Linked DNA regions of Mus musculus: region 2 is linked to region 1. The links are chromatin loops, found by intact Hi-C in ENCODE. Cell type or tissue: heart. All regions are shown on one strand. Each heading gives the region's core, and the rest is flanking DNA. Links, peaks and the distances in the headings are about the cores only.

Region 1 (2,811 bases), core at 128-2,627:
CGCCTGCACTGTCTGGATGAGTTGTCCACACTGGTCAGCAAGCTAAGAAAAGAGCATTGTGCTTTCCCACAGCAATAATCATTAAGTTCAGGATCCTCGGCCTAAGCCTGTACTCTGCCATCTGTCTCTCTACTGAGAGTCCTGCTTTCTCCAGTGTATCTAAGGCAGAGGGAACAGGACGGGAGCAGAGTATATAGAAGGCTCCACTCCTAGGCTGGCTTGCCAGCAATTGCCTTTAGTCCCAGCTCCTGGGAAGCAGAGGCAGGTAGGTCTATGCGAGTTAGAGACCAGCCTGGTCTACAAACCAAGTTCCAGGATCACTAAGGCTGTTACACAGAGAAACCCTGTTTCCAAAAAAACAAAGAGGTGGAGGAGGAGGCGGGAGATGAAGAAAAGAGGTAAGGAAGAGGAGGAGGAAGAAGAGAAGGAAGATGAGGAGAAAGAAGGAAGAAGGAGAAAGAGAAGGAAGGAGGAGGAAGAAGAAAGAAAATAAGGAGGAAGAGGAGGAGGAGAAGCAGAAGAAGGAGGAGGAAGAGAAGGAGGAGGAAGAGAACAACAACAACAACCTGTTGTTTCCACTCCTTACTGTGGCGGGGGACCATGAGGTTGAGGGAGAAAGGAATGAGGCTGTTACATTCTTTTAAGGCTGGGTGTTTTCCAGATAACTTATTTTTTGAAAGAGAATTGATCAATACCAAAAGGTTTGCATTTAACGTTTCCTTGCTATCAAATCACATGGGGTATATGAGGTTATCGGAGCATATATAGTTATCTGGAAATGTAAAGGATACATAGGGCTATCAAGAGTTCTGTGAGGTATGTGCACGTCTCTGGAGTGGTAGAGTCTGTATTTATATGAGGCACATACTGTAGTTACAAGAGTTAGATATGTTTATCTGAACTTGTCTGGAGCCTATATTGAGTTACCTGGAATGACATGGAGAGAAGATGTTGAGGAGAAAATGGTGACTCAAATCTGTGGTGAGCAGGAGAGAGATTGGAAATATGTACAAGTGTATTCCAGGCTGCATGAAGGAGCGTGAATGGATACAGCAGTATTCATCATACCTATAACCATCTTGTGGGGAAGGGGGCTGTGCTTAAGTTCTGATTAATGATAACTTAATGCAAATTTCATCTTTCATTATTCTTGTGCCCAAAGGCCCAACTTGCTTTGATAGAAGCAAGACCCCCACGCACTCCAAAAGGAAAAACCTCAATGCTTTTTACACATTCCAGCTTGTCCCTTAAGGGGCAGGAAGTCCTGTGGAGCCAGGTGCACTCAGCGGCAGAGCCTGAGGCTGTGCCCAGGCTCCTGCACTGCCGATGCCTGGCGCGGCCTCTAGGTGGCGCGGGTGGGTTTGAAGCGAGGGGCCTCCTCTCCGCTCGACTGTTTGTAAACTCGCAGTCCAGACCGGGAACAGTCAAGAGCGAGTTCCCGGGAGCCCTTCAAAATAGAAAGTTAGTTGCGCTGGCAGCAGAGGTGTGCCTGGCCGCTGTCACCCGGCTGGCCCCAGGATTGTGGAGCTCTGCTTTTGAGAGGACACCGACGGACGCCTGTGAAGCCTGCCCCCCATCCCTTACCTGCTCGCCTTCTCCGTAGACCCATCTTCTGCTGGGAAAAGCTAACCTCATTCGGGTACCAGGTAAACCTTGGTTCTTTCACTTCTGGTTTTCCGTATTCTTCAACTGTGGACGAAACCGAGGTGTCCTTGGCTAGGAAGGATCTCGGGTACATTTTTGAAATGCATGTCATTTTTGGGTTGCGTTTGGACAAGCGTTACTGATTACTTGTGTGTCTGTCTGTGCTACAAGTTCACAGGCTTGAGGTTGTTTCTTTGTTTTGAAGAAAATATCAGAAAACTCATTCCGCTGTTGAGTGCGCTTTGGTTAGAGTGCCAAACTGTGCGTCACAGACAGTACTTGTGCTACTAAAACACGTGTTGCCATCTGGGGAGAGGACCGGAGTTTCTCCAACTCGCTCACAGAAGAAGGCAAGAGGCACCTGGGACTTTAGTGGCATTCGTCACCTGCCTCTACCCAGAGTAGCTCATTGTCTTAAGAGGCCATTCAGGCAGGCTTCCAATCAAGTCTGAGACCCAATGCCATAGTCCTATGTTGTCGGAGAAGAGGAAGAGAGTGTGTTAGATAGGTCTTTGTGACACTTGAGGTTTTCATTTCTAGCCAAAGGTTCCTTTAGTGTTCCGAGGCATCTGGGGTAGAAGGGCCTCATGCAGAGAGTAGAGTTGGATTTTTCAGCCTTTGCGGTAAGAAACTCCTGCAAGGCAAAATGTGTGATCTCAGGGCAGATGGGGCAGCAGGTGAGGTCACTGCTGGAGTATCCACATCACCAGGGGACAGCTAAAGCAAGAGAGGTGACAAGGGCCAAAGACCTGGTCAGTCAGGTTGCTAGACAGTCAGTGGGAAACAGTCCCCCTTTTCAAGACTGAAATCATAGTTGAGAGAGAGAGAGAGGTGGTGGAGTGTGGCAGGGCCAACTTCTTCTTTACTTCTTCTGGGGCCCCTACCTTGCTGTTTTGAAGTGGCACCTGGGTACACCTTCAAATGCAGAGTGAAACTGAGGTTTGTTCAAAGTATCAAAGAGTCAAGAGGGCATAAAAGGACAGAGAAGTCCCGATGTACAACAGACATTCTAGGTCATGATCGCTTAAAACCTTTAAAGATATGTTTTGAGAGAGTGGCTTACGAGGACTTAACGTTAGGAAGTGTCCCAAGAGACCGCCCCCACATAAGCACCCTCCCTGGAGATGACAGCAGGATGAGGGGGGTCTCCTCTCAGCATTCATTCCT
Region 2 (2,811 bases), core at 23-2,522, 48 kb after region 1:
ACTCTCTAGCATATTTCTCAGGTGTTCTGAATTCTGGAAAAATGGTTTTGTCCTGACCTGTTGTGCTCATAGTCTGATTGTAAGTGTGGTGTAAATGTTCTCCAGGAACAGGCCATCAGTTCTGAGAGGTGCCCCCCCCCTTCTGTGGAAAGGATAAACACACATGCTCTTTGAAGCACCAGAAAAATGTCTGAGGTGACAGTATCTGGGATTCTTCCAGAGTTCTGAGAAAACTTGGGCTCCTAGTGAGGCACTCCAAGAAGCCAGTGGACCTATATTTAAAGGACCTCATCTGAGGCTGGAGGCTGTCACTCAGCATCAGGTGGTAGAGAGGAGGAAGCTTGTAGCTACTGTAGGATGGGCAGCTGAGACTGGAAACAGTGCACCCACCATTGTGCAGTCCACTGTAGTCACATGTTGTGTGTCCTCGTATCCCTTGTCTCCCTGGCCAGTCCTGTGGATACGGCACTAAAGACGACGACTATGGCTGTGTGCCCTGCCCTGCAGAGAAGTTCTCCAAAGGAGGTTATCAGATATGCAGGCGCCACAAAGACTGTGAGGGCTTCTTCCGGGCCACTGTGCTGACACCAGGAGACATGGAAAACGACGCTGAGTGTGGCCCATGTCTCCCTGGGTAAGTGTGGGCGTGTGCCTCCGGGCTGACCCCTGAACGGTGAGGAACACTGACCCTGTGAGCAGAACCCCACAGGCGCAACAGGCCTTCACAAAGTGTCATGCCCACCTTTGCCACCTTCTCTGGGGAATAACAACAGGATGGGGAGGCTTGTCGCTGCCCATGGCCAGGCAGGCAGCCTTCAGGCACTGCATTTGTGCCTGATATGGGGCATCATCATAGAATAGCCTGACTATGATGTATAGCCTTTGTAAAACAAGCCGGCTGAACACTTACAATGAAGCATTTTAGAAGGGAAGTAATCCAGTATTCTACAGGAAGGTATTATTTTTGGCGTTCTGGGAAATGTGTGGGTAAAAACCTGAATCCTCTGTTATCTGTGCTTTCCACTCTGCTGTGTTATATAGGTCTCCCATCCCATCACCCCACCACTCCACCCCCCAAAAAGCAAAGTGAGAATGCAATTGGTCTGAGAGACAAAAAGATAAAAATCTTTCTGTTTTCCTGATAGACTGCATTAGCAAATTCTGCCTAGAATCAGAAAATTCCTGTCTGGACACCCAATCAATACACACAGCTGTTGCTACTGCCTCCCTCTAGTGGCCACAGCATAGCATGTTTCTCCAGACTCCCAGATGAAGAGAGAAGCAGGGTGGGAGGAGGGGGAGGAGATAGAAGGCTGATGGTGGGCCCTGGTGGTGGTGGTGGTGATGGTGGTGGTAGAGGTGAAGGTGGTGAAGGTAGAGATGGTGGTGGTGGTGGCAGTGGTAGAGGTGTGATGGTGTAGGTCTGGGTGGAGGTGGTAGCAGAGATGGTGGTGGTTGACTGGATGGTGCTGATGGCCATGATGTGGTGAGCCTAGGGGAGTGGGAGGAGCTAATTCTAGTGGTGAACATTACCTTTTGGGAAGGAAGTACAGAAAGACAACTCCAATGTAAACATAATTGTGTAGTAAATTCACTATTCATCACACACACACACACACACACACACACACACACACACACACACACACACGGAGAGTTCAATTTCATTATAGAGAAGTATCGTATTTCACAGCGTCCCTCACTGCCTGTGACAATGGTGACACCCACCCCAGTTTCCCAGAGTTCTATCTTCAGCTCAGGCCACCTCCTGAGCTACAGACTCAGGTATCCAAATATTTGCCAGGCAATCATGTTCAGGTCACTGACATGATTCAAATGTATTTGCCTAGCGAATCTGTGAAACAGTAGAACCTCATCTTGTCACCTTATCCTTCCGTATGCTCAAGAGCAGAGCCGTCTAAATGGAGAGGGCGGTAGACTACTTCCTTTGAAAAGATGAGAAAAAAAAATGTGTTTCTTTTTGCATAATTGTTGCAGGTATTGGGTTGTGGGACTCCCCAAAAAACAGCAGCAGCATTAGAACCAGAATGGTCTCTAATATGGGTCCCCATATACCTGTATAAGCACCACTGAGAGACCCTAGGCTTGCCGCTGATTTTGATGAATTCATGTATTCATTGGCTTTAGATTGGTTTTTTTCTTGGTTCAAACTTATGATACACAACAAAATGCAGAGCACCTGGCAGTCACCCGCGTAAGGCACACCCATCCCATTGTGCGTCCTTTGGAGGGAAAGAACCTTCTGTGTAAACACCGTTTATGAGCCATGTGATAGCTGGATTATTTCTTTTCCTGGGAAGCAGCAAGCATCTTCAGGGCCTGGTCCTCTGGTTCCCATGGCCTCCGTGAGGAGTTCACACCAGGATGTGTGGAGATGCTAGAGGCTGGTGGAGCCAGATGGAAGCATTCTAGCAACCAGCACCAAACTAACTGATGCAGGTCCCCACGCAGAAGGCCAAGTCAGGGAAGGATGCAACAGGGCTCAGTGGCAGCAGGATCCTTTTGACAGCGTCAAGGGAAATGGCTGAGGAGTGAATAGCCTGGGACCTAGGGAGCAAGGACCTCAGTATGGAGAGCAGAGGATCTGGGACAGAGGCCCTGGGGTGGCAAGAGTCTCAGGGATGCCCAGCAGCTAGATGGGGGCGCAAGGTGAAGAATAGGTGCAGAAGACTCACTGGTGTTTGCCCTCCCTGTGCCGGTGTGGATAGTTACATATGTTGAAATGTCAAATACAGGAGGAAGAAGGATTTGGTGGGGATGTGGAGACAGGTGGTGGCCAGACGTAATAAA

Evidence for each region. Peaks named below come from ENCODE experiments on the same cell type or tissue, not always from the same donor. Only the 100,000 strongest peaks of a DNase experiment are listed, where the experiment ranks them.
Region 2: a loop joins it to region 1, with 5 times the contacts of the local background. A loop is called at or near these places in 14 of 42 quality-filtered maps.

The regions. Positions count from the first base shown.
Region 1 is chr10:58,674,291-58,677,101 of GRCm38, reverse strand. It overlaps Edar (ectodysplasin-A receptor), which reads left to right and starts at 1,406. Exons shown (of 12, transcript NM_010100.3): 1 at 1,406-1,646. In heart, for the core only: a CTCF peak has its summit at 1,328 (motif pointing right); a DNase peak (open chromatin) is centred at 1,421; H3K4me3 peaks cover 566 bases; H3K27me3 peaks cover 867 bases.
Region 2 is chr10:58,626,283-58,629,093 of GRCm38, reverse strand. It overlaps Edar (ectodysplasin-A receptor), which reads left to right. Exons shown (of 12, transcript NM_010100.3): 4 at 453-634. Among named protein-coding and RNA genes, the nearest start is that of Edar, 48 kb to the left of the region's middle. In heart, for the core only: a CTCF peak has its summit at 1,214 (motif pointing left); no DNase peak of the experiment used is centred there; H3K27ac peaks cover 162 bases.